7 separate regions of the Homo sapiens genome follow, and all the other regions are linked to region 1. Evidence: chromatin loops called from intact Hi-C (ENCODE). Cell type or tissue: Caco-2. All regions are shown on one strand.

Region 1 (4,000 bases):
GTATTTTTGCAAAATCACTCTGGCAGCAGTGCCATGGACAGACTTAAGGCAAATGTGAAGGCAGGGTACCAATGCAATGGGCCACTGAGTTGGTGCTGTGGCAGGAGCACAGGGCCCAACCATGTTCCCATCCTGACTTTGCCATTTACTAACGGTAAGATCTAGAAGTCAATTGACATCTTTGAGGAAATTATTGATTTCATAGAAGAGGGATTTATTGATTGGCTTTTCCAATTCTGACATTCAATTATACAGATTAGAAACTAGAATTTATGGACAACTAGAATAAATATATTCTGACTATATAGAATTTAAAAAAATGGAATCAGAGATCTCAGTAAGTTTACTGATTTTTACTTTCACCTTTTCCGTTGCCACAACCCTTCCTTCTACTCCACCCAAATTATTTTTCTCCCTTAATCCTACTAAAGCTTTTTCCTAGGATTTTTCATTCCATCTTACTTTCCAGTGGGAAGCAGTATATTATGTTGGCATCAGATTATTCTATCTCTGTAATATATTACCTGTAGTACTTCAAGAGAGCTACCTAACCTTTCCATGTCCTAATGTTCTGATCTGTAAAATTAGACTAACATGTGCCTTGTGAGACCATTGTGAGAATTAAAACACATTATAAGAAGTACTTTGTATACTGTCTGGCATATAGTGGGTACTCATTAAATAGTAGCTATATCTATCATTATTTTTAATATTGCTAATATGCCCACTTCATTCATCTCAACCTCTCAACTCTCAGTGCTTCGTAATGCAAGGGGCTTAATTTCTGGAACTATCAATCAGCGACCAGTCCCAGTCATTCTTTGAACTTCAGGTTTTATAACTCTGATTAGGTAATAATCTCAATAACCTGAGACGTAAGGTTGTTGATATCTCAGCACTTACATGAGCCATGCTAATTTAATGGTAGTTGCAGTACTGTCAAAACTTTATGATTTTTAATTACAATTTCACTCTTGTAACAGCTACTTGAGGGTTTCTATTAATGAATATAGGCTATATATATTTTGTCACTAATTTTACTTTAGGATGAAAAATCCTCTGTTCCATGAACAACGTATAGAGCCAGTCAAGTTTACAAATTGTGTGGCTTCATTTGTATATAGGTACTTGATGGGGTGATGGTAGAATAAATATTACATGGTTTTGGTAAGAATGAACTACAGATAATAGGACAAGAAAGTCCCTAAATGAAAGGATACCCGTGTGTGTGTGTGTGTGTGTGTGCTTGTGTGTGTGCCTGTCTCTCTATGGGTGTGTGTGAATGAGAGAGAGAGAGCAAGAAAGGGGTTATATATGGTTGGTGATGTGCTACTGTTGCAGAATTAAGTTTTTCATTTTACCTGCCTGTTTTTGGACAATGAAGTCTTTCACATAGAAACATTAACATTTAAAGAAAAAACAATGAAATATGAAATCAGAAACTTGAAAAAATCTTACAAGTTACAGTTGAATCTGATTACTTCTGAATATTTTCCCTAAATGTTTGCGGCTAATTAAAGGAACTAAAGTTTTATCTTAAGTGCCTGTCATAACTGATGGTATGTAGCTACTTAGAATGTTGTGGTGTGTTGGATTTTCAAGGCTAAACCATGTTAATGGCTGAAATGGGCACAAGGGGGGCCCCATGACTTGGTAAAACTTTCAACAACTTCAATGCAATCCAGCTCTGCTTGTGCATTACCACATGAGGGCGCTCTTTCCATCAGCTATACATATATTCAGTGTTTTTTTCCCCTTCAGTGTTATTCTTTTTTTCTAATTAAAAAAAAAACAAAACCGCGTATTTATCATGCAGCATCCTAAATTTTACAGAAGTCCTAGATTCATACCATAGAAAATACATCTCCAAATACTGTAGATAACACAAACTTAATCTTAGCTAATTGGATTTGGTGAAAAAATCTGAAAGGCTTCAGATCCTATTGCTAAGGGAGAAATTATGCTGGGTAGATTTGTACTTATGGTGTCTATTGGGATTCACAAATGTGTATGTATCTCAAATAGTTTCTCTGTAAGTAAAGTTTGGAAGTGTAAAAATGAGAGAATATTCAAACTACTTCTTCCGGAAGAGCTCTGTTATCTGTTGAAATTCAATTATTAAATCTAATATGTGATGGATGGGTGCTATTTGTCTGACTGTTACTGTTTATTAAGTAATGCCTATACATTATGAAATATAAGTGGAATCCATAGTGGGAATCAATTAAAATCTAGGCATTTTTTTAATGTACAGGTTTTTTAATGTTAAATACCAATAGAAATTTAGTGCCAACTCAGAAACTTACAAAATGATTCCCCAAACCCTCATGACAACATTAGGAGGTGTATCCAGCTTCCGTGCGAATTCCACTAAGAAGGGCATAGACTAACAGGTCATTTATGACCACAAAGGACAAGTTCACTCAAGGTATGTACCAGGGATTAATGTTTAGTACAAGGAAAATAAGTATGATGACAGAAATCAATACAGACATTCACAAACAAGAACAGAGACACTTTGTTTGCCAACCAGAGAAAAGTCACAGGAAACAAAGACAGGAGGAAAAGTCAGAATTAAATTCATCTCAAGGTACCTCAGGGACAATGCTATTATTGGTGCACTAGGGCTTAAAAGGACAGACCAGAGGCCAGCCAAATGTGTACATCCCCAAAGGCATGATTGAACTGTATTTTTGCCAATTGTTTACGTAGTTTGGTAATTTCAAAGGCCAAATTTTTTTTCATCCATGTGTTCTGCTTATCACTTGCTCAGTGATGCCAAGATTTTCCCCAGAAAAGAGTGATTTCATTTTCATGAGAGCTTTTGATCTCTGTTCAAACACAGTCGTTTTATGTTAGGGCTTTGAGCTCTGATAATGTGCTGCCTTTTCTTGAAAAGAAATGCTTAAACATTTACTTAAATGAATAAGTGCCAAAGACTTAAAATTTCAAAAGGTTGAAGATGAAAGTGCAGGCTGCCCTAGAAAGAGTGCTTTGTAAAAGGTCATTCATATTGTTAAGGTACCTTTGAGGGACCAGGTATAGATAGGAATAGAATAGGAAGACAGTGAGAAGATTTTGTGGTAGATGGGAACAGGTTTATAAACCCGAGACCACTACAGACAGCTTTTAACCATTTTATAATTATTCCCGGAGCTGGTATCACTGAAATTTGTCTTTTGTGTATTGTCATTTTCCTGACCTGTTGAGTTGTTGGAGTTAAAGAACAACTCTCCTGAAATAAGGGAACTTTTATTCTAAGTAAATGCCAGGTATTTAGATTACTGTGTCTAGATGTGTAGTTTGAAGTGTGTGGAGGATTTATAGAAAATCTCAGGGAGATAATTAAGACAATTAAATGTCTGGGAAACAGATGCATGCATATAGGCTAAGGAACTGAGATCTTTTGGCCCATAAAATAGGACTTCCAAGTGCTACATGTATTTAAAATTTATACTGCAGAAAGTTACAGTAGCAACTTGCTCTCTTCCCCACATCACCCTCCTTCCAGTGCTGGAGGATGAAAGCTGCTGTTGAGATCTTTCTGGAGCCATCACTGGAGGGTTTGCTCTTTCTTCAGGAGGAACTGATAGAAATAGAGCTGACAAAGAGGCTGCAGGGATTGAAATTCGACAATATAATAAGTATTTTTTATAAATTTTTATATGAAAATTCCTTTGTATCCATGAATCGTTGGTGACACAATTGGAGAGAAGTGAAGGGATTTTTCAGATATCATATTTGAATGTTTTTCTTAATGTGAATTATTCTGCTTTTCCATTCCATTGTTGAAGTGGATCAGCCTCTCCTTTCCATAATTACTTGATGATTTTAATCACAATTGAGACCTGTTAATCAGTCTCTCTTTTGTGCTTTGCATCCAGGTACCACTAATTTCTTTGCAGAAACACTGAGTTCGATAATTGTATTGCAATTTAAAAATTTATTATGATCAATTTTTTACAGGAAACTACTGTCTTTCACAATAATTTTAGACATT
Region 2 (4,000 bases), 200 kb after region 1:
TGTACCTGCCCATCTGCATGCTTCCCCTTCTGTAAGAGGTTTGAGCAGGCGTGGTGGCTGAACAGACACACCTGTCACAGGTCTTGCAAGGGGGGGTCTGGGAACACTCCCATTTCACAATAATCAACCCAAATTATTTCTTAAATTCCTTTTGGAAGGAAAATAAGAAGCAAGTTTACTTCACTGACACGTCAGTGTTTGCAACAAAACACTTTTCAAAATACTTCTGACAGTTACTGGAAACCACTCCTACTTAGAAATAAAGGCCTAGGCTGGGCGCAGTGGCTCATGCCTGTAATCCCAGCACTTTGGGAGACCGAGGCAGGCGGATCACGAGGTCAGAAGATCAAGACCATCCTGGCTAACACGGTGAAACCCCATGTCTACTAAAAATACAAAAAATTAGCCAGGTGTGGTGGCGGGCACCTGTAGTCCCAGCTGCTCGGGAGGCTGAGGTAGGAGAATGGCGTGAACTCGGGAGGTGGAGCTTGCAGTGAGCCGAGATTGCGCCACTGTACTCCAGCCTGGGCAACAGAGCGAGACTCTGTCTCAAAAATAATAATAATAAAATAAGAAATAAAGGCCTAATTTACCCAATATAGGAATTTATTAAGAATTAAATAAGTTAAAACCTTCATTATCAGAGCTTTTAATGTCCATAGGGGGGCAGGCAGATAAATAAGCAAAAAATATTCTGGTAGAGCTAAAATGTATAGCCTTTCTAAGGTTACAGTTGCTAGCCATATATGGCCTCTGAGTCTCAGATTACTCCAAATTGAAGGAGAGTTAAAGTGTGAATACTAATTTCTCCATAGGAAGCCCTTAGGCTGTGCCCCAGAACAGTGTTTTGGGTCCCTCCTGGAATATCCCTTTCTGGGGTGCAGGTGCATCCTGCTACGTCTGTCTACTCCAGGTGTTTCTTGTGTCAGTGGCCTACCAACAACTGATTTACTACTTCAATATTGAGAAAGTGACCAGGTAAAGGCAATTGCCATCAATTGGTATAAGCCTGGAGACAGAGCTCAGATATATATTGACAAGGAGTAGGGAAAAAATGTGAAGTAAAAAATAAAAACATTACCTGCTGACACTTGTAAACCAAAAATAAAATTCTAAGAGTCCCCCCAACCAACTGAATGGATCCCTCCTTTAGGTCAAGGGCATTCCAAAGTAAACCTGAAAAAGTAATTCTGGCCATAATAGGAAAATGGGTCGGTCAGACATACCCCATTACACTCCTGTCCTTCTGGAATTCAGGCAAAACTGACCTGCATTACGATTAAAACAGAGATCTCAAGACTGACAAAGCAGTCTGTAACAATAAAATACCAAATTCCAATCTGACTCTAGAATAGCATCACATCAGGTATAATAACAGGCCTGAAAGAAATCTGTCAGGTTATAGCCCGAGCTGAGGTCCGAGGGGAGTGGTTGGAGGGGTAGTGGGTAGCTGAAAGAACACCTGGGGGAGGGTAGGTAGCTGGGACATGGCCTTATTCTCTCTCTCTGAGAGCCCTGTGCACAGTATCAGCAGTTTTACTCTCTCTCTCCTGTTCCAGCAGCAGCTCTGCAGCTTCTGCTGCCGCCACAACTGCAGCTGCACTCTCTGGAGTGCATGACACTTCCTTGATCTCTCCTGTCTGCCTCCAAGTTGGCTGGCTGTCTTATGCATGCAGGCACATTAGCAGCAGCAGCACTCTTCACAGCATCAGCAGCTTTACTCTCTCTCTCTCCCCATTTCTGGCAGGACAGTTATACTCCTTAAAGAAAATAGTGGCTCAGAGCCAAGTATGAGCTTACACAAACAGGTTACATAATGGTTAGAGTTGTGTGCCTGTGCTCCAAACTCGCTGACTCATGTTGGACTACCTGTTTGAGTTGGCCTATTCTTGAACACAGCACATCCATTTTCCTTAAAAAAAATCAAAGTATTTTTACTCAAAAATATATTTCTTTGAATATTTTGAAATTCTCCTGTAAAGTTGTCTCTTGTGGGGGAAAATCTACACTCTGCAGAGAATCCCCTTACCTTTTCAGGTCTTTTTTGATCCAGGAGAGACTGAGAGTCTTTCACCTTTTTTGGTATTATTAGAGACACTTGCCATCTATTCTCTCCAAAGACTGCTACCTGCAGAATGTTGTTTTCACAACCCCTTATCTTAACCCAGACACTCCTATTTGTTCATTCCAGGTATGTAGATAATAACATAACTCTTTCAACCAAATGCCAATCAGAATATCTTTGAATCCTCTTATGACCTGGAAGCTCCTCTACTTCAAGTCATCCAGCCTTTCAGGACCAAACCAATGTACACCTTACATGTATTGATCAATGTCTGACTGTAACTTCTGTCCCACTGAAGTGTACAAAATCAAGCTGTTACCCAACCACCTTGGGCACGTATTCTCAGGACCTCTTGGGGCTGTGTCACGGGCCTTGGTCGCTCATATTTGGCTCAATATAAACCTTTTATACATTTTACAGAATTTGACTCTTTTCCTTGATGCACTATAGTTCTGACAGCCACATTCAGCCCCCTAAATGACTTGGATTTTGTGTGTAATAACTTTTGCACTACTTTTTCCTAATTGCAAGTTTGATTTAGCTGAAAATTAGCAGTGTTACACAGTACCACAAAATAATAGGAATAAGCACTAGTCTCTATTAATTAATTCTTTGATTTTGAAATAAATCTTGCCTTATTAGATGTGCTGCTAGAATGCTTCAGAATGAATTTTAAAAAAGAAAGACAGACAAAACCAGGGTCTGGAGGATATCGAGACCTCAGTATTACTTATCGAGTGTCATGACGACTTTAGATTTCTCTTATATTAAGAACATAATTATTAGAGTAACAAGTAAAAGGGAAGGACTTTTATCAAGGAAAATCAATAAATTCTCTTTTTTTAGCTCTTGAATGTTAATTGCTTCCAGAAAAAAAGATGATAAATATGATAAACACCTTACATTTGGCAGAGAAATCTTAATGGAAAAAATTCAGTACAACTGAGAAGGGATCTAGCCTATAAATCATACAAAAAATATTACAGATAGGTTTTGAGATAGGTTTTCTCTTGGGGTTTCCCTAGAGAAACCAAAGAAGAATTAAACCCACTGTTCCCTATGTTTTGCTAAAGAGTATCTTTTCTCTTCACCATAAAGACAATTTTTAAAAATAATGTACATTGCTATTTGTAATGTCAGAAAATTCCTCAGTTTGTACACTCTTGTATCTGCAGTGCCTTGGAATAATATCCCCCATGTAGTACATGTTTAATAAATATTCTGTATGTGAATGAACAAATAAAAGTACAAGATGATTTTATGCAGTACATGAAGTTGCATTGTATGCTTATATTAATAATTATTTTTAAAATGTACATATACTTGCATAACAAACCTGTGATTGGATTATGATTACATAAACTTTCTATTTAAAACATACTGAATAGTACTAATTAAAAATCATTAAATATAGCGTAAGTGGGGAATGAAATGGTAAATTTTTGAAATGGCAAGTTTGGCAAACACTTGCTTACAATAACGCAACCCACTCAATGGCAAGGTTTCTGTTACTTAAAATAATTAGGGAAGATAGATGACTAGTGATGCCATGCAAGAATAAACCTCGCTTAACTGAATTATTCATGGCATTAAACCAAAAAAATTTTCACCATCATTAATACAAAGTATTAATGTTTTAAATGTATTCCTACTGTTTATGTACCAAAATGACACTATCAAAGAAAAAATCATTTATATTTTCAACTAAAACATTTACTAAAAAGAGTAGATACACATCTACAAATAATAATTTACATTAGTACATACATATACCATTATTGCCAATGTCTTACCTCTTCCCAATTGGGAGAAAAGTTCTTAGACTGATGTATATTCACAGACTTTTATGCAGCTCTGATGAACACAATAGATTTCCTCTTTGGAAAAAATGTAGATTTTTATGAAAGAGTGAAGTAGTTAATAGTTTTTATGCTA
Region 3 (4,000 bases), 360 kb after region 1:
GGACTAGCCTCGGAGAAGAGAGGCAAGAGGAAGTTTGTCTGACAGGCATTAGGACCCAGGAGGCAAGGGTCAGGATAGATAGGATAGATGGGCGAGTCTCACTTAGGCGACATGACTTTCAGAGTTTCGCTTATGGCTGCAGGGTCAACCGACTTGTTGTCGGGACCCCGGAGCTGAATGGCTTTCCTCTCTATTGACACTCGGCTCAGCCCAGAAGTACAGGAAAAGCAGAAACTGGTTCCAGGGAAACCAATGCTCCCAACTCCGAGAGTCGGGGATTGTTAGAGAACACTTTCCCAGAAAGCCTGACACCCGTGTCTTTAGTCCAGCAGGCATGCTAGTTGCTTTTAACTGGCCAACAGGTGCCTGGTATTTAGCCCCCGAATTCTAAGGAAAAATAGGACAGAATAGCAAGTGAAAGGGGTCTGATGCTACTCACCACTTGGTGATTGTCCCTTCACGGTTGCCAAAATGTGTCCAGAATTGGTTCCTTTCAGTGGGTTCTTGGTCTCACTGACTTCAAGAATGAAGCCACAGACCCTCGCGGTGAGTGTTACAGTTCTTAAAGATTGTGTGTTTGTTCCTTCAGATGTTCAGATGTGCCCGGAATTTCTTTTTTGGTGGGTTCGTGGTCTTGCTGGCTTCAGGAGTGAAGCCAGAGACCTGCGCAGTGAGTGTTACAGCTCCTAAAGTGGCACATCTGGAGTTGTTTGTTCCTCCTGGTGGGTTCATGGTCTCGCTGGCTTCAGGAGTGAAGCCACAGACCTTCGCAGTGAGTGTTACAGCTCTTAAAGGTGGCACATCTGGAGTTGTTTGTTCCTCCTGGTGGGTTAGCGGTCTCACTGACTTCAGGAGTGAAGCTGCAGACCTTCACAGTGAATATTACAGCTCTTAAAAGTAGTGACCCGAAAGAGCAACCCAAAGAGTGAGCAGCAGCAAGATTTATTGTGAAGAGGTAAAGAACAAAGATTCCACAGGGTGGAAAGGGACCTCAGCGGGTTGCCACTGCTGGCTCTGGTGGCCAGCTTTTATTCCCTTATTTGGCCCTGCCCACGTCCTGTTCATTGGTTCATTTTACCGAGCACTGATTGGTGATTTTACAGAGTGCTGATTGGTCCATTTTACAGAGTGCTGATTAGTCCATTTTACAGAGTGCTGATTAGTGTGCTTTACAGAGTGCTGATTGGTGCATTTACAATCCTTTAGCTAGACACAGAGTGCTGATTGGTGCATTTACCATCCTTTAGCTAGACACAAAAATTCTCCAAGTCCCCACCCGACCAAGAACCCCGGCTGGCTTCACCTCTCACTAGGGGCAGCAGGGTTCTGCTGCGTCTGGATCCCAAATTTCTTGCTCATGGCTAAACCATTATGTGAAGCCACAAAGTGAGAAAAAAGGAGCTCCTCCTCTGGGAGACTGACCAGGAGAAGGCCTTTAAAGAAATCAAAGGACCCTTGACTCAGGCTCCAGCTTTAGGGCTGCCAGATCTAACTAAGCCTTTCTTTTTCTATGTCCATGAGTGAAAAGGAATGGCCATAGGGATCCTAACCCAAGTCATAGGGTCATGGCACTGCCTGGTGGCATACTTATCCAGGAAGTTAGATTCTGTGGCACTTGGATGGCCTCCTTGTTTTAAGGCACTATCTGCCACTGCTCTGCTGGCACAGGAAGCTAATGAACTGACTTTAGGACAGCAACTGACAATCCAGGTACCGCACTCAGGTGTAACTTTGATGGACCAAAGGGGGTACCATTGGTTATCAAATCCGAGAATGACTTAATACCAAGGGCTCTTATATGAAAATCCCTGAATAACTTTAGAGATTGTGAATACTCTAAACCCAGCTACCTTGCTCCCCAATGAGTCAGTGCCAGGAAGTGCCCTTCATTGCCGTGTGGATGTGGTAGATGAAATGTTCTCAAGCCAGAGAGATTTGACAGATCAGACCCTCAGGGACCCGGACATTGAATATTTTATTGATAGGAGCGGCTTCATTCTAGGGGGGGTCCACTGAGCGGAGTATGCAGTAGTGACTTTGGACTCAGTAGTAGAGGCACAGTCTTTGCCTACAGGAACTTCTGCTCAGATAGCAGAGCTAATAGCTCTGAGAAGGGCTCTCCAGCTAGCAAAAGACCGAAAGGCAAATATTTACACAGACTCTAAATATGCTTTTCCACTTGGCATGTTCATGGGGCTATTTACAAAGAAAGAGGACTTTTAACTGCTGGAGGAAAATAAACAAAGTACAGGAAGAAATTCTACAGCTCTTAGACACCGTATGGGCCACAAAGCAGGTGGCAGTGATGCACTGTAGGTGGCACCAGAGGGCAGGAACATTAGAGGCTAAAGGAAATAGAAAGGCAGACACAAAGGCAAAGTGGGCTGCAATGATGACTCCACCTTCTAAAGAGGAAGCCTTAACTATGCCTCTCCTCCCAGAGATCCCCCTCTCGGAGACCCTAAGCTACACTCCAAATGAAAGAGCTTAGTTTGCTCAGGAAAATGGAAGCTACGTTGAAGGAGAATGGTGAAAATTCTGCAATGGGAGGCTAGTTGTACCTGAAATAGTGGCCCAGATAACGACCATCTGGGCTGCATGGTGAGGGCTATACTAAACCTGAGTTATCAGCCTGTCATAGCCTGATTAAGTGCCTTTGTCTTGCTTCTGTACATTAGTTTTCACACCACTTAGGAGTAGGTATATAAACAAAACCTTGTCTTTGTTTGGGGCCCAGTCTTTGGACGTTGAGTCTGCTGGGTCTGAGTGCACTCAATAAAGATTCTCCTGCTTTACCCTGAGGTCTCTCTTGCCCTCCTGATTTTTCTGCAGCAATAGCACCAAAGCAACTGCTGTATTTCCTCATACCACATCATAATTCCACAGGGAATTATGGATATACTCAGCACGGCCTTTCAGGGCCATTTTGTTGTAAAAAGTAAAATAAACATTATCCTCTGCTCTACATTAATTTTGCAGGACCATTTTTTTTCACTTTTTTCTTTATTTGTGCAATACATATTCTTCTAAACATCTCCCATGTACAGCAGTTCTTTATGACAAATACAACGGTCGAGGGGGAAAGCTAAATCAGAAATGGATTCCACATTCAAATAACTTAGGGTCTAGAAAGAAGACAAACCATGTAATTAAGTGACCATAAAACAAGATGGGGATGAATAAAAGTGATTGTAGACAGTAAACACCATAACAAAGTAGTAAAAATCTTGCAGTACAGAACCTAGAGTAATTCTTGACTCCTTTTCTGTTCTTTTTCTACAGACAGGGTCCAGGTTGGCATGGTCACAGTTCACTGTAACCTGAAACTTCTACGCTCAAATGATCTTCCCACCTAAGCCTCTCAGTCTCCCGAGTAGCTGGGACTGCAGGTGCATGCCATCACGTTTGGCTAATTTTTAGTATTTTGTGTAGAGATGGGGTCTTGCTATGCTGCCCAGGCTGGTCTAGAACTCCTGGCCTCGAGTCATCCTCCTGCCTTGGCCTCCAAAAGTGCCGAGATTACATGTGTGAGCCACCAATGTCTCCTTTATTTATTATTCCTGCAAACTAAGCAAATGGTTTAACTTAGAGCCTCAGTATCTTTACCTGTGAAATGGTAATAATAGTACCTACCTTAAAAGTTGGTGTTGGATTAAATGAATAAGTTACCCTGATCTGTTTCATTGTCTACCAACAACAGAATTGTTGAGGGAATTAATTATATCACAATAATTACATAAAACCTAATTGATATTAGTTTAATAAAAAGTAATGTATAAATGTTTGTTCTTTTCCATTGCTATAGCTAGATTAATATTGATCCAGAGCATAGAAGGACCATTCTTGCTTTTCCAAGTTATTCAATCTGGATAGTTCACAAGTGAGCAACTATACATAATTAACAACAACCTAACTATTACAACTATATAGTTCTGATATGTCAGTTATAATATCTGTTGATTTAATTATCAAACCTCAATGTAATGGTTATGAGCTTTTA
Region 4 (4,000 bases), 320 kb before region 1:
GCTTTTTAACTAGTCCCCTGCTTCCACTCACATTTCCCTGAAGTTCCCTCTCTATCCAGTCCCTATATAAAATGTCAATCAGATAATGTCTTGCCCTACATAAAATCTCCAGTGACTTTTTATTGAATTTTGAGTAAAATACAAACTTGTTACTATGGCCTACAAAATCTTAAATATTTCGTTTCTGTCAACCTTCTCTGGTACTAGTCTTCTTGTAGCTCGTTATGTTCTTGCCACATTGGATTCCTTTCTGCTCTCCTCAAGTGCATCAGGGCCTTTGCTCTTGCTTTTCCCTCTGTCTGAAATCTTTGGCTCCGAGATGTTTGTCTGGCTGGTTCCTTTTCAACCTGTAGGACTTGACTTAAATGTCTTCTTTTCAGAGAGCCCTTTCCCAGCATGCTTTAGTGCCCAAGGAAGTGCTCTCTGTCACTTTCCATCACATCATGCTGCTTATTTCCTTCAAAATACTAATCACCACCTCTAATAACCTTGCTTATATATTATTTACTTGCATATTGTGCACCCTTCCTGGCTAGAATGCAAGTTTCATGAAAATAAGGGCATAGTCTTTTCCACTACTGTCTTGGTGCCTGGCACATAATGGTTGAAAATTCTTGAAAAATATTTATCGAATGAATGAATGAGGCATTTGGTGTGGTGGAAACAGCACTGTAATTAGAATTAGACCTGTTTACACTTCACTTCCGACTTTGTTATTTACTGACTGGAAAGTCACAGGCAAATTAAGGAACGTTGCTAACCTTTAAGTTTTTCATCTATAAATTGGCATTTTCATCTTCACCTTATAGAGTTGACAGTTTGTATGTCTATGAACACTTAGCACCATGCTTGGCTCCTAGTGGATACTTAATATTAATTTTCTGTTTAAGAACTGAGACCCAAAGCTAAGCTGACAGTAGAGTAGTGTCTGTGGGAAGGACATGTTCACTAGGTCACTTTGTTGGTGGCTTTAAGCAACAAAAGGTTACTTCTTCACAAAAGATGAAGGGCTTTTCTCCATCCTTCCTTTATAGCTTCTTGGTTCTCCAGTTCTTGATTACAGTTGCGTTTTCTTAGCACGTGTGGGTTAAGAACAGTTAGCACCACCAGTCAGTTGTTCCTGGGAATCCTGTATTTCTGGAGCTCAACAATTCACTAGAGAATGTACACAGTTCAGATGGGGCTGGGAGCAGCTTATATAACCTGACTTGAGATCCCCACCCTCTCTCTATCATTCATGCTACTAGCTGGAAATTATAATGTTTCTGACATAATATGTACAGCTATTTTGCCCTTTGTTTTCTCATATCGCAATATTCAGATAGCCCATCAATTCTATCTTTGCATAATCAAAAGCAGTTAAATAAAGAAGCAGTTCTTTCCCTAAATGGAATGTTACTCCTTCCAAGGCTCAAACTGTAGCCAGCAAATATATGTATATATGTGTGTGTGTGTGTGTGTGTGTATATATATATATAATTCAGTATATATGTATAATTCTACATGTATACTTCTACATGTATAATTCAATGGAGAAATAAAATCGAACTAGCAATGATGAGTACTATTGCTAATATATGCTCATCACTGATATAAAGTGGAGAAGATAGGTAAAACATTCAAGTGTTCTTTAAGTACTATTTTGGAAGTTATCTGACAAAGTTGTTGTATTTGTCCACAGAAATTATGTAAGGATGCTACTTACTGTTCCTTGTTTTCCATAGTCCCTGGCCAAGGTAAAGTACTATTTACTCTCAGGTAGTTCCTAGGGTTGACAGGTTTGCCTTGGAAGATTAAGGATATGTGACCTGCTGCTTATAGCCTAAAAGAGTGAGCTTCACTTCTAAGGTAGTTGATCATCAGAAATTGTGTGCATAATGTATTATTATTTTGTTTAAGTCTTTTGCTGACGACAATGTTGTTCTGTTTTTAGCATGTCTGTATTATTCTGTATTCTCTGTATGTGCTATTATATATTAGTAATACAGTTAGTAAAAAAATGAGATTGCAGTAATCCTGAGTCACAGCAATTTAAGAAGATGTGATGCAGTGTGATGTTTGCTGTTGCTTTTAAACTCCACATGTTTAGATTTTTAAAGATTGTGCCTTTTAAGGAGACTCGGTGCTTCTCAAACAAAATAAACAAATAAAATAATAAAGCAAGCAAGCCAGGAAACAAACCCAAGTAAACCAAACACCAGTCAAGAACAGTGTCTGCACTTCAGCGAGGCCACCACCAGAGGGTGCCTCTGTCAAGGCCACGCCGTGGGACTGGCGAGGTGGTTTTTCTGAAGTCATATCTGTCTTCGCCAAAAATGGGAATTCTCTATAAAAAGTGAAAAAATCCAATAGTGGTAGGCATGTTTGCAAATTAAAAAGATGCTGAAGCTGCAAGGTGATCATCTTTTTAATCAATATTCTGTAACAGTTTCTGACTTACTTCAAATCAAATTTTCTGGAACTCCTTGATTATAAATTTATGCTATTTATTTTTAACTGAATGGAAGTGTAAACAAGAAGAAAAAATCGATAGGAGACCTATTTAGAAGGTACTCTTTATGGTAAATGTGATGTTTGGATCCGTTAATTCAACTGTATATTTACTGAGTCTTGCTATGTCCAGGCACTGTTTAGCCACTCACTCCATATGACCTAGTGAAGGAGAGAGGGGAGTTTGGCGTGGCTCATTTTCTTTCCGAGTGTGGCACTGCCATCTCCTTTAACTTTTCTCTAGGACCTCCATTCCTATGAATCTGGGTAGTGAACAGAGTTGACTCCAAAAAGTTTAAACCAGAAAATTTACCAAAAAAAAAAAAAAAAAAATCAGGGGAGATTACTCAAGCATATTTTAGGATTCCTGATTTGTTTAGGAACTTTAAATCATAAATTGCTCTTTGCTTTGAAAGCCCAGAGCCACAAGAACAGCCTGCTTAATTTGACTTTTCAATGTTTCCATATAGAACCAAGCCTCCTTGTGGGTGAGGAATGTAGCTCAGGTGCCCAGTCAGAGTGCTAGTTTATGGAAAGTGTGCATTGAATTGACTGTAATATCTTTCCTTTTTTAGCCATTAATGGTCCCTCCAAAAAGGTGTTTATAGTCAAATAAGTTTGGGAGAGGCTGCATATTGCAAAGCTTCTTGGAGATTCACATTGCTTCTTGGCATGTTCAAGGCTCTCACAGGTCCTACCATCAATGAATGGGTTTTGTCTAAGATACTTCAAACTTATTTGATTGGAGAATTTATTTTCATGCAACTACTCTTCTGTGGAATACCTTTTAGGAAACACAAAGCACGTTATCCCTTGAAATGTACTTTTTTTGTGAGTGTAGATATGCTGCATTTGAGGCTTAAGTGAATTCTTTTAGAAGATTTTATTTTTATTTTACATTAATTAATATTTTATTTATTTATCTATTTTGAGATGGAGTCTTGCTCTGTCACCCACGCTGGAGTGCAGTGGTGCAATCTTGGCTCACTGCAACCTCTGCCTCCCAGGTTCAAGTGATTCTTGTGCCTCAGCCTCCCGAGTAGTTGGGATTACAGGTGTGCACCACCACACCCAGCTAATTTTTTGTATTTTTAGTAGAGATGGGTTTCCACTATGTTGGCCAGGCTGGTCTCAAACTCCTGACCTCAAGTGATCTGCCCGCCTCCACTTCCCGAAGTGCTAGGATTACAGGCGTCAGCCACCATGCCTAGCTAATATGCGATTACAGGAGTGAGCTACCATGCCAAGCCTGTTTTCAATTTTTTGAGGGATCTCCATGTTGTTTTTTTATAATGGCTGTATTAATTTACATTCCCATCAATAGTGCACAAAGATTCCCTTTTCTCCACATCCTCACCAACACTTACCTCTTATCATTTTAAGAATAGCCATACTAGGCTGGGTGTGGTTGCTTATGCCTGTAATCACAGCATTTTGAGAGGTTGAGGAGAGACAATCGCTTGAGCCCAGGAGTTCAAGACCAGCATGGGCAACATAACATGACAAAACC
Region 5 (4,000 bases), 380 kb before region 1:
ACTGAAGAACAAGAGGCAATTTCAAGATTTCTTATCATTATGCCACAAAATTAAAATAATAGACATTAATAAAATGCGATGAGATCATTACATTTCACGTCTATCAATTACAATTTTTTTTTTTTGAGCTGGAGTTTCACTCTTGTCACCCAGGCTAGAGTGCAATGGTGCGATCTTGGCTCACTGCAACCTCCACTTCCCAGGTTCAAGCAGGCCTCCTACTTCAGCCTCCAGAGTAGCTAGGATTATGGGCATGTGTCACCATGCCCAGCTAATTTTGTATTTTTAGTAGAGGCAGGGTTTCACCATGTTGGCCAGGCTGTTCTCGAACTGCTGACCTCCTATCAATTACTATTAATGGTGTCTCAATTTTTTACTGAGAAGTATTTGCATCAGCTACAAATGCCAGTGATATAAGTATATGCTATTGGCTCAAATGCCATGAGTGGTGCTGCCTGTAGGGACATTTCCACAATGTAGAGAACTCTTGGAAAAGTTTGAACAAAAACAAAGTACAATCTTCCCATGATTAAGATGAGGAGATGAGCTTAAAATATTTTGCTTGTGTTAACATTGGGCAAAAAATATATTGTGTTATAGATAAATAAGAATTAGTTATAGGCTCAGATAAACAAATTGTTTTATTTACCTGCATGAAAATCTGTTGGGGCATTTGAAAGTCATGCCGAGTATGAACCAAATATTCCTAGTCTGGCTCTTCCCTATGCGTTATGAGACATCTAGTAGCACACATGAATAGCACCTCAAATCATTGGCACTGACAAACATGCTCATAAAAGTTGCCAAAATTCCTCCCAGGGGTGTCCGATCTTTATTATGAAGTCCTATTACTATGCAACAATGAAAAAAGCTTGGGCTAAGTGAAGATACACTGTTAAACTAATTCATTATAGTGGATTTGCAAAGAGTGATGTGGTCTTTTTTTGGGTGGAGCCAACTGGTGGAGACAAATGACAACGTAGATTTTGTTCAAATCTACGTTGGAAAGATTTGAAAGTTCTTTCAATCTTTGGTTGGAAAGTTCTAATGTCTTATTGTAAAATTCACACCTTTGTAGTTTCTCATGTTTCTGCAATTTTTATACTACCACAGCTCAAAAGGATCAAACTCCTTGGATACAAAAACAGTGAGTCCTGCTGCATTCACTGCAAAGCAAAAGAAAAAAACTTACAAAACAAAAAACAATGAGCTTGCAAGTTGTACTGACCCACTAGTAGATGTTTAAGCGGCTCTCAAATCCCAGCTGTCTGCCATACATTTCTGGTTAAAGTATCAATTGTAGACAATGTTTATTTTAGGGATGTCATTCCTGGAATATCATGTTTGCTCACCACATCAAGCAGATAACTACTAGTTGTGTAATAATGGGGGTAGAAATGAAATGTCTGCTAGAATTTTGTTTTCTGAAATTTTGTAGTTTGCAATGATGTGAATATTTAAATCATGTCTAAGTTAGGAAAGAACCAAGAATGTACCTAACTTTTCTGAGGACAACTGACCACATTTGTACTCAAGTTCTTGGGTCTTTTTTCTCCTTTAATGTCAGGTCTCTTACTGTATACTGACTGTAGTGTATTATGGAAATTTGAAGTTTAAATGTTCAGTATCTTCCAAAGGATATTGTATCCTTTCATAGATAGATGTTATTTTCCTGATTTTCATGGAGAAAGAAGTTATTTTCATAGCCCAGCATAAATACATACCAATCATCCTTTCTTGCAAGAGTTGGTGCTTTTTCTTGAGTCCCAGGCCCAAGAAATTTTCTGAGACTTGGTAATTTCCTGGAAAAAAGTATAGGGTGATTTCAAGGACAGAGATTACATCTTATATCTTTTGTATTTCCAGCTATAGTGTCTAGCACATAATAGGCACACAGTGAGTGTCTTTTGAATGAAAGAATGAGGGACAAATACATGTGTAAAGAGAATGGTGACTGCGCTGTGATTTTTCTTGGTTTCTTTTCACTGTCTTTTTCTGCTGATGTTGTCTGGCCAGCAGAGGGCATTCAAGGTCCACCTTACAATTAGGGACCTTAGGGAAAGGAGACAGTTTCTAGCTACAGAAATTCAACTGTCAGAAAAGGAAACAGATGAATTTGAAATTGTCAAGACGGCTTAATTTAAGTCTTCCAGTATAAGGTTAATTTTATAGTGCTAACTAATCTTGACACCATGTGAATAATACATTAGAGGAAAGTGTCTATTTTTATTTGATTTTGAAATGTGGAAATACCAGAAAGTTTAAAGGAGAAAATAAAAATTGCCCAGAACTAACTTTTGCTCACATTTGGCTGTATATCTATTTTTATTTTTAGATACATCATATACAGAATGTAAGCTCCTCAAGGAATGGGATTTTTGTATTTACTGCATTATTCCAAGTGCTGTTTGAAGTGTATGGAAACTCACTGTGCTATCTTTCTAATGCTTTTGTAAGTTTAAAATTATTCCCACATAAAAGGTTAAAACATAAAAAACTGTTTATGCTACAAAATGAAAAGTTTAACTATGCCTTTTCATCCTGATTCAGTTCATAGCATATGACTGCAACCCTAACCATCTTCATGAAAAAGAAGAAATAAAAAATATAAATGTAATTCAGATTTTCTTTTGTAAAGAATGATAATTTCATTACAGAAAGCAGAAGCAGCCTTGGCTATCTGCTGTGACACCTTAACTGTCACAAGGTCCATAAAGCATTGTTCCTGTGAGGTGAAGATTATATTTTCTGCAGAATCTTTTTTTTTTTTTGAGACGGAGTCTTGCTCTGTCACCCAGTCTGGAGTGCAATGGCACGATACTGCGCCCGGCTAGAATTTTATCTTAAACCTATCACGTAGTCCAACCTGTTTATTTTCACTTTGTATTTTAAAAAGAGAATTGAAATTATAAGTATATATTGCTCAAATTTTGCAGAACAGCTTTGAATTCATTTCTCATTTTATCCTCCACAGCACTGAGATAGGGTGATTATTATTAGTTAGCATCACTGTTTTACAGATTTCAAAATGTAGGCTTTGAGATGTTAAGTTGTCTAAGGACACAGAGCAGGTTATTGACCAGTACTCTTTCCTTCCTCCCTGAAACTTTCCAACACTTTCTGAAAGTGAAAGTGGAATGTAAAATTCTCTTGCTCTTCTTACAGGCCAGAAAACTTACAGTGCAATAAATAATAATTATAGTCAATCTTTATTTAATTTTTATGACATGCTAGAGAGTTTGTCAAGTTTGTTTTCCAAGTAAATGCTCTTACTTAATGTTCTTTGCAATGTCACCAGGGTGTTGAAGCAGACAAGGAGAGGATTGGCACCTGATTGAATATGATGGGCAGGAGAAGAGGGAAGCATAAAGGGTCACGATGGTTATGAGCTTTGGTAATGTGGAATGTGGTAGAACCATTAACAAAAATAAGGATGAAGAAAGAGAAACTTGGGGGAAGGGGAAGAGAATTGCATTTTCTTTTTTTTTTTCCTTTTTATTTTTTTGAGACGGAGTCTGGCTCTGTCGCCCAGGCTGGAGTGCAGTGGCGTGCTCTCCGCTCACTGCAAGCTCCGCCTCCTGGGTTCACAGCATTCTCCTGCCTCAGCTTCCCGAGTAGCTGGGACTACAGGCGCCCACCACCACGCCTGGCTAATTTTTTTATATTTTTAGTAGAGATGGGGTTTCACCGTGTTAGACAGGATGGTCTCCATCTCCTGACCTCATGATCCACCCGCCTCGGCCTCCCGAAGTGCTGGGATTACAGGCGTGAGATACCGTGCCCAGCCTGCATTTTCAAATATGTCATGTGTGTAATGTCAACTCTGCAGTATGCCCACTATTTGACTTCTTTAAAGCATCTAGAATAATTTGTCAAAATTTTAATGTGCTTACGATTGTAATGGTTTAAAGACAGATTTGATCAGATCTGAGAATGTAAGCTTATGACTTTCGGCAGTCATGTAGTAGTCACTTGTTTGGCATGGTGTAAAAGCTTCCCT
Region 6 (4,000 bases), 350 kb after region 1:
GAAGGACAGTTAGCAATCAGCTGGGCAATAATGGAGCATGATGTTCTGGGCAGAGGGAAAAATATGTGTGAAGGACTAGGTAAAAGAGTTTAGGGTAATATAATTCAGAATATGTGATGCAGAAAGTAAGAGGTAAGGATGGAGTTATGCATATGCCTGATAGTAAAGAAACTTGAGAGCATTAATAAAGAATATAAAATTTTTGACTTCTTGATATGGTAACAATTCTTCAGCAGCTTTGTAACCAGCAGATTCAGTGGAGTATCATGATAAGTATAGGGAGAGGATCCATGTTGTCAGAAAATGAGGGGCGAAATAGAAATGAGGAAATAGAAACAGCGATTTTCCCTGTGACTGCAAGATATTTATTGGGAAATTTACGTAAATTTTATGATCCTACTATTAATATTACCACTGGATTAGATTTATAATAAGGATATCTTTCTGCTCTTTTTCCTTCTATACTTTCTTCTCCTGCTGATGCTACTGTTACTACTACAACTGTGATAGACACCTTTTTTTAAGCACTTCAGAGGAATAAAACAGGTGAATTAACTCATTGGTTCTCACAAACTGGTGATTTACCAAGATCACTCTGGCCTAAGAGTGGACCATTTATTAGAAGAAATGGATAAAGCAGTTAAGAAGCTGTTGTTATCCAATTGAAAGAAGACAGCAGCTTGAGATGAACACTGAATATAAGAAGTGGGCAATTGAAGTGATGGTTTACATGAATAGATCAGAAAATGTCATGGTGACTAATAGAGGCAATATGAAGGAAGTGAGAGAAGACAAGGTTATAGTTTATAATATTGCCTGACTGTCATTGACAAAAATAGCAAAATAGAAGTCTTTTCCTCCCTTTGTTTGAGGCAGGGTATGGATACAATGATGAATTCAATTTTGAATGTGTCAAATTTGAAATGTTATGAGATATCTAAGGAAGATGTCCAGTAAGCAGCTTACTATACAAACCTGGAGCTCAGGAGACTTAAATGTAGAAGTGGATATAGGAGAAAGTGTAGCATTATCAGAAAAGAAGGCTTGTAGCTTGGAAGGAGTAGGATCTGGATAATTACCAATATGTAGGGAATGGGCAGAAGAAAATGAGGTCACTAATAACAAATCCCCCAAAACAAAATGTTTCAAGATAAAGGAGGAAAACCAGAAGAAACTGGTACAACTAAAGCTAAGCTACAAAGAACATTTCAAAGGATGGAGTGGTAAAATGGTCAAATGCTATAGGGAAGGCAAATACAATTAAAAAGAAAGTATTGGCTTTAAATTTAACAACAAATGTGATTATTCTTTGATGGCTTTTAACATAGAATTATTTGCAAATGATAGTGGAGTAGTGAGATGGTGGGAGAAGAATCAATGTCTCCATGGGTTAGTGCCATGAAAGGGAGGAAAAGCAATAGAAACAGCAGGAATATAAGTTCCTACAAGTAGATTGACTGTGAAAGTGTGAAAGAGTGGAGAGAACTGGTAGTACTTTGCCTATGGTTAATATTCAGTAAATTATTAGTGGAAAATGGCAAGAAAAGGCATGTGCTACTTAAGCTTATAATCTGTTTTGATGTTCTTCACTGTCCCTTTATTTGTTGGCAAAGCTTCTCAACTTACCTCTTGGCATGGTATAAATTGCATAAGAAACTACTCAGAATTTCAGATTGATACTTGCCTTCAATTGTTTATGAAGGAACCAGACAGTAAGTTCCTTAGCAATTTCAGTCATGCGTGGAAATTCTACCTAAGTTAGCTGTACAAGTAAGAAGTCTGTTATTAGGAAATTACATTGTATTCCAAAAGCATGCCTATTCTGGCCACTCTATTGTAATACTAGAGATGCTTTCTATGCCTGAAAACAATTTTCATGCTAAGATGTTGAGTGTACACCATGCAGCCACATGAAACTAGGTATTTTACATATTATTACATTTTAATCCTCATATCAACAATGTTGACTGGTATCATATCCCTCATCTAAAACATCATAATATGTTTTAGATGAGGAAACCAAGTATCATGCCTAGGGTTCCATATAAATTGCAGAACCATAATTTGTACTTAGGCACATATAGTGAGGCAGGATATTAAAGAAAGAAAAGCAAAATAAAAATTAAAAGAAAAAAATAAAACAAGCTGCCTGTGTTAGGCAGACTCATTTCAAAGGCAGTAACAGGCAAAGTTTTGATAACGTTATCTAAGGGCCAGAGCTCAAAGGGATGTGCCCTGAAGACTTTCCCAGCACTCCCTCAATATAGAGATGTGAGGAGATAAGTTCTCCTATCTCTCCTTTAGTGTAAGTAAACTTCCCCCTCGAATCCCATGCCGTCTGCTATGTAACTATATCTTGCTCCTTGCTCTGTAAGTGTTATGAGTTCTTGTTTTCCCTATAGTTAATGATTGTAGGTTCCTGCTTTTTCATCTAAGCAGTGTAACAAAGGTCACCAGACGTGCCTGAGCAGGTCTAGCTTACAGCCAGCTGGACGCCATGGTGGGGGGGTCGCAAGATGAGTATTTGTGAAACTCCTTTGAACTTTGAACTAACCCAGATAATGACCATCTGGGCTGCATAGTAAGGGGTATACTAAACCTGAGTTATATGCCTGGCATAGCCTGATTAAGTGCCTTTGTCTTGTTTCTGTACATTTGTTTTCGCACCACTTAGGAGTAGGTATATGAGCAAGACCTTGTCTTTGTTCGGGGCCCAGTCTTTGGACATTGAGTCTGCTGTGTCTGAGTGCACTCAATAAAGATTCTCCTGCTTTACTCCGAGGTCTCTCTTGCCCTCCTGATTTTTCTGCAACATTTCTGGTGCGCCAGCCAGGAGGGAGAGATGACAGATTGGCTGTCTCCTTTGCCTGTGGGTCTGGGGCTCCCAGCCATGGGAGATCAGTTACCCCAAGCATGCCACTGGGAGAACCTCAACCTGAAGGGGAGATCGGCTCTCCTGCTTCTCCGGCGCCCCTCCCCTAACAGTGCAACAGAACCTGGAAGGGGTTACAGGACAATCCCAGAAGCAGCTCTACTGAACTGTGGTAAGGTTTTGGGGCTCAAGGCAGGACCTGTCCCGTAAGGACAGAAGAGGAGCTTGATCACCTCCCGAGGTATAACCACTAATTTGACCCAGAGAGGCTGGAGGTGAGAGTGGCTCTGCAATTCAGATGAAACTTATACCCCAACTGACATGGTATGTGAGAGAGGATTGCTAAGTCAGTTAGAAAAGGGAACTGGGAGAGGGGAAGTGTGTGAAACTGCGTGAGAGATGGTTCTGGGAGGGACTAACGCAGGAAGTAATGTGGGGAGACACAGATCTCTTAGTGTGGACTGTGTGCTCCGAGCGGTGTGGGACCGACCTGGGCTAGTGACAATCCACATCTGGCTAATAGGAGCTGCCCCCTGGCTGCAGCATCCGTGGTGGGAATAAGGAACTCTCCTAGCTAAGCAGCATCTGAAAACTCCCGTAATAGGAGACGGTCTGGTCGGTCAGAAAAGAAAGAGCGAGTGCACATCGTAAAGGGAGGAAATGTGGGGACAGTTGTTGAAACCCACTCCATTGGAATGTACGTTAAATAATTTTAAGAAAGTTTTTTCAGGGGATTATGGAATTAAACTGACCCCCCAAAGGTTGAGAACTCTCTGTGAATTAGAATAGCCCTCTATTGGTGTCAGTTGGCTGGCCGAGGATATTATAGATAGGGAGACAATAGGCCGGGCATTTAAGGTGGTGACCAGGGTCGGGGGACAGCAAGGGTAACCAGACCAATTCCCCTATATCAATTCATGCCTCAATATTATATAAAACTGACCAGCATGGTTGCAACCCTGTTTGGCAGCATATTGTAAGACACTAGTGGCCCAAGCAGCCGAACCCAAAAGTAAAATCAGCCATGCTGGCAGCTGCAGAGAAAAAGAAAAAGCTACAGGAAAGGCAAGATAAACGAGTTTTACAGGCACCTCAGGAGGAAACAGAATTTCCTCATCCTCCTTAGGT
Region 7 (4,000 bases), 85 kb before region 1:
CTTACAGTTAAAAATAATTTATAAGCTCAACATGGTTTAAATGGTTTTTTTAGTTTACCAGATTTATAAAATAATTTCTTACTCATTAGAACAAGACCTTCTAAGCAACTCCCAGTTAATGTATTTATTGTAATTGGCGAAACATAATTAAAAAAATACAGGTGTTTTAAGTGTCAATTTTTACACATTTGAAAACCTACTTCTAGTTATTTTAAATTAATAATTTAATTAGTTAATAAATTTCAAGAAACATTAAATATCTTAAAGATTGATTCTCTGGTTTTCAAAGTAAACTCAAAGTAAAACTGGTAGAATTGGAAAACTCAAAAAACTGTAATAAAAATAAAAATAATTACTTATAATCTCATTACCTTGATAACTTTCTTAAAAAAATTGTAGTTTAGCTAATTATATTTGACTTTTAATAGTTGTGATTATGCAAAAATTATGTATTATATTTTTATGTTATTTTAATATGTATTAAATTATGTATTATAGATTATATATTATGTTTTTTATACCCCAAATATTATATAAGCATGGAATTCTATTGTAAACTTTCTATAAATATAAATTTAATGACTTACGGTCATCCCATGTGGATATTCTACAGGACAGATTCTAATCCATTCTTTAATTGATAGGTCGTTTTCAGTTTATCATTACTACAAATAATTTGCAATGAATATATTATTCATAAAGCTTTCTCTTATTTTCCTTACTTCCTTTATCTTTAAGTGGTAAATAAGTATATTTTTTATTTACTTATAAGTAATTTTATTGCTATTCTTATGATTATGATATATTAGCTTATAATGTTACTATATTTTTTCTATTGTTTTTGTTTCTTTGCTGACTAAATTGTGCTGAAGTAACTGCATAAGCATAAGGTGAACTTCCACCACCCCAAAATTTAAAACCTTTGAGGTAATCTGAGAGCTTCAGAAACAAGCAGCCATCTTGTTTACGTTTATAATCACCTAAAGAGGGAGCTCTTGGTTTGATGATTTTTCTCATGTCTAGTGAAAGAGAAGCAAAGTATATTTAATATTTTAAAATGAGGATTTGAAATCTAACTTTTCTTACCTATTGCACTGAGGATATATGATTTCTGAGAGGACAGGAAAGAGCAAATGATGAGTCCACCTGTTAAATTTGAAGACAAGGATCACTAAGTTGGATAAAATCGTGCTCTAAACGTTTCTTATTATTCGTCCCTGCTGATTAAAAAATAAATTTATATCTAAATTATGCACATGTATTATATAAGATATATTATATATACCTAAAATATAGCGAACAGAGGAGTTTAAAGTGTCGGATAAAAAGATATTTAAGGTTTAACGCTTTCTTTCTGTTCTGCATTTGTCTTCTTAAAGACAACTAAACAAGGCTATGTATAAGCTAGTGATATTACACTATCAGATCATCTCTATTTCAAATGTTCACAATTGGTCCATAAAGAATTAGAAGATATTTTTCCTGTGAATCAGCAAAAATTCCTGGAACAACCCTAGGTTATATTTATATGCAAAACAATTTATACCACATATCTCCAGAGGAAAAATCTAGAACGCTAAAGGATAAACCTAACAAACATATAATGGAAAAAGAAGTATCAGAAGCCAAAAGCAAAACAAAAGTGATATAAGCACCTTTGCCCATAGAATTAGGCATTTCAGGAAATGGTGGCAAAGCATTCAGCCGTCTTAAATTCTATAAAAACTATTGACTTTTTATAATAATTCAAGTGAAAGAGATTTTATGGAATGACTTGTTTGTTTTTATATATCAAGCGTGCCCATAAATGTTTGCATATATATGTGTGTATTTCCGTGTGTGTGAAAATACATATACATATACATATTTAGATATTCCAATAGCCACTCCTGATTCTACTCTGAGAGCATTTCTACAGAATCATGATTTGATATAAAAACAATAAGGGGAAAAATGCTAAACTTACTAATACACACATAGTTGAGAACATAACTTATGTTGAGAAATTTTAAATAAACCTCGAGATAATCCTGAGTGCCCCCTCAGTTAAATTCTTGTTTTTTTTTAGAAGCAAATAGTATTTAATTTTAAATAACTATTCTGATGATAATCAAAGCTTAATTTTCATCAAGACAAGTTTTATACTTTTTTTATACGATTTTGCCGATAAAAGTACAATTTCATTGAAGGTGCTGATTCAAAGGGGGGAAAATATCCTTAATTAAAGAGAATGCTTAATTTAAGAGATCATGATTATTTTATTCTTGAACCAAATTGAATATTATTTCTTAACTTTTCTTCACATAACTAGTTTATGCAATCAAAATGACTGGCTATATATCAAATACATATCACGATATTTTAATGCCTGCCTGAAAGAGAAAAAAATCACGAACCTACTAAAATAAGACATTTCCAAAGACTCTGGCATTACCTACACAGATTAAGTGTCTGAGATCTTCAGATTCCTAGGAATGAATCAATGGTTTTTGATTTTACTGAGAATTACATTTATTTATTTATTTATTTATTTAGAGACGGGGTGGATTGCAGTGGCGCAATCATAGCTCACTGCAGCCTCGAACCCCCAGGCTTAAGGGATCCTCCCATCTCGGCCTCCCAAGTAGCTGAGACTCCTGGCATGCCACCAGGCCTGGCTAATTTTGTTTTGTTTTGTTTTGTTTTTTTTTTTTTTTTTTTTTTTTTGAGACGTAGTCTCGCTCTGTCGCCCAGGCTGGAGTGCAGTGGCATGATCTCGGCTCACTGCAAGCTGTGCCTCCCGGGTTCACCCCATTCTCCTGCCTCAGCATCCGGAATAGCTGGGACTACAGGCGCCCGCTACCACGCCCAGCTAATTTTTTGTATTTTTGGTAGAGACGGGGGTTTCACCACGTTGGCCAGGATGGTCTTGATCTCTTGACCTCGTGATCCACCTGCCTGGGCTTCCCAAAGTGCTGGGATTACAGGCGTGAGCCACCGCGCTTGGCCAGGCCTGGCTAATTTTTGTATTTTGTAAAGATGGGGTTTCACTATGTTACCCAGGCTGGGCTCAAATTCCTGAGCTCAAGCTATCTGCCAGCCTCAGTCATCCAATTGCTGGGATTACAGGTGTGAGCCACTACGAGAATTTTTAGCTGAATCTTAATGAGACAATCAAGAACACGTTCTATTCTTCCTACTTTTATTTTCTTAGGAAAGAGGGGAAAAATGAACAATTATGTGATTACTTGTGTTTTAATTGTTAATATTTCTTGAAGGAAAAATAAAGTGACAGTTCTTTGATAAGCATTGATTCTTCATATGTGATTCTCTTAGTAATGCCATTTTAACTTTAAAATTCCTTTTATTCTGTTAGAAATTTGATTTCTCTTGTTTCAATCATCTAGCTCTCTTAGAAGTTCATAACTTGTCTAGAATAAACTTTGAAATTTGGTGTAAATAATTGAGATGTATTTTAAGTCTATATAAAGGATTTTAAATAAAGTTTATTTCAAAGATATTTTCTACATTTTTTTGTGTTTTTTAGAAGCGGAAATCTTTAGTCTCTATATAGACTGTATGTATGAGCTCTGGTTTTCAAAATCTGTATTCAAAATGCATGCTGACTATTGCCCAGTGTTCATATACAAGCATGATGTGCCTTTTCAGAATAATCCTATTGCATAAAAGAGATAAGTGGAGATCAATGAAAAATTATGATGTCATATATTTGTATGTTATTATTGTGACATTCAATCTTATTTTTTAGGTATATTTTTATAACCACAAAGATTTTTTCAAGGTATCTGTTAATTATTAATGATACTTTAATCCCTTTCCTTAAGTGTAACTGTTTACGTGTTTTATCTGTATGAATCTGAGATTTCCTAAGAAGCAGGAATATATTGTTTCAAAGGTAAAGTTGAGAGTACTGCAAAAATTCTTCTTTCTCAATTATAAATTGTAATTATAGGAATTCTCCTTTTCTTTACATTATTAGGGAAAAATACCTGTTGTATTT

The links. Peaks named below come from ENCODE experiments on the same cell type or tissue, not always from the same donor. Only the 100,000 strongest peaks of a DNase experiment are listed, where the experiment ranks them.
Region 2: a loop joins it to region 1, with 8 times the contacts of the local background. A loop is called at or near these places in 2 of 110 quality-filtered maps.
Region 3: it touches region 1 in a loop (7-fold over the local background); 5 of 110 quality-filtered maps call a loop at or near these places.
Region 4: it touches region 1 in a loop (5-fold over the local background); 9 of 110 quality-filtered maps call a loop at or near these places.
Region 5: a loop joins it to region 1, with 8 times the contacts of the local background. A loop is called at or near these places in 8 of 110 quality-filtered maps.
Region 6: it touches region 1 in a loop (12-fold over the local background); 5 of 110 quality-filtered maps call a loop at or near these places.
Region 7: it touches region 1 in a loop (6-fold over the local background); 4 of 110 quality-filtered maps call a loop at or near these places.

Annotation. Positions count from the first base shown.
Region 1 is chr4:70,181,539-70,185,538 of GRCh38, reverse strand. It overlaps LOC105377270 (a long non-coding RNA gene), which reads left to right and starts at 85. Exons shown (of 3, transcript XR_938859.2): 1 at 85-154. In Caco-2, a CTCF peak has its summit at 1,703 (motif pointing right); DNase peaks (open chromatin) are centred at 1,678 and 2,648.
Region 2 is chr4:69,981,944-69,985,943 of GRCh38, reverse strand. No RefSeq gene overlaps it. Among named protein-coding and RNA genes, the nearest start is that of STATH, 12 kb to the left of the region's middle. In Caco-2, no CTCF peak of the experiment used is centred here; a DNase peak (open chromatin) is centred at 1,823.
Region 3 is chr4:69,821,872-69,825,871 of GRCh38, reverse strand. It overlaps a transcript of SULT1E1 not described here. Among named protein-coding and RNA genes, the nearest start is that of SULT1E1, 36 kb to the left of the region's middle. In Caco-2, a CTCF peak has its summit at 2,317 (motif pointing right); a DNase peak (open chromatin) is centred at 2,301.
Region 4 is chr4:70,503,576-70,507,575 of GRCh38, reverse strand. No RefSeq gene overlaps it. Among named protein-coding and RNA genes, the nearest start is that of AMTN, 13 kb to the left of the region's middle. In Caco-2, a CTCF peak has its summit at 2,239 (motif pointing right); a DNase peak (open chromatin) is centred at 2,255.
Region 5 is chr4:70,557,443-70,561,442 of GRCh38, reverse strand. No RefSeq gene overlaps it. Among named protein-coding and RNA genes, the nearest start is that of AMBN, 33 kb to the left of the region's middle. In Caco-2, a CTCF peak has its summit at 2,029 (motif pointing right); a DNase peak (open chromatin) is centred at 2,002.
Region 6 is chr4:69,831,189-69,835,188 of GRCh38, reverse strand. It overlaps a transcript of SULT1E1 not described here. Among named protein-coding and RNA genes, the nearest start is that of SULT1E1, 27 kb to the left of the region's middle. RefSeq lists an enhancer at 2,304-2,598 and a silencer at 3,163-3,342. In Caco-2, no CTCF peak of the experiment used is centred here; DNase peaks (open chromatin) are centred at 2,478 and 3,368; H3K4me3 peaks cover 1,474 bases.
Region 7 is chr4:70,266,856-70,270,855 of GRCh38, reverse strand. No RefSeq gene overlaps it. Among named protein-coding and RNA genes, the nearest start is that of CSN3, 26 kb to the right of the region's middle. In Caco-2, no CTCF peak of the experiment used is centred here; no DNase peak of the experiment used is centred here.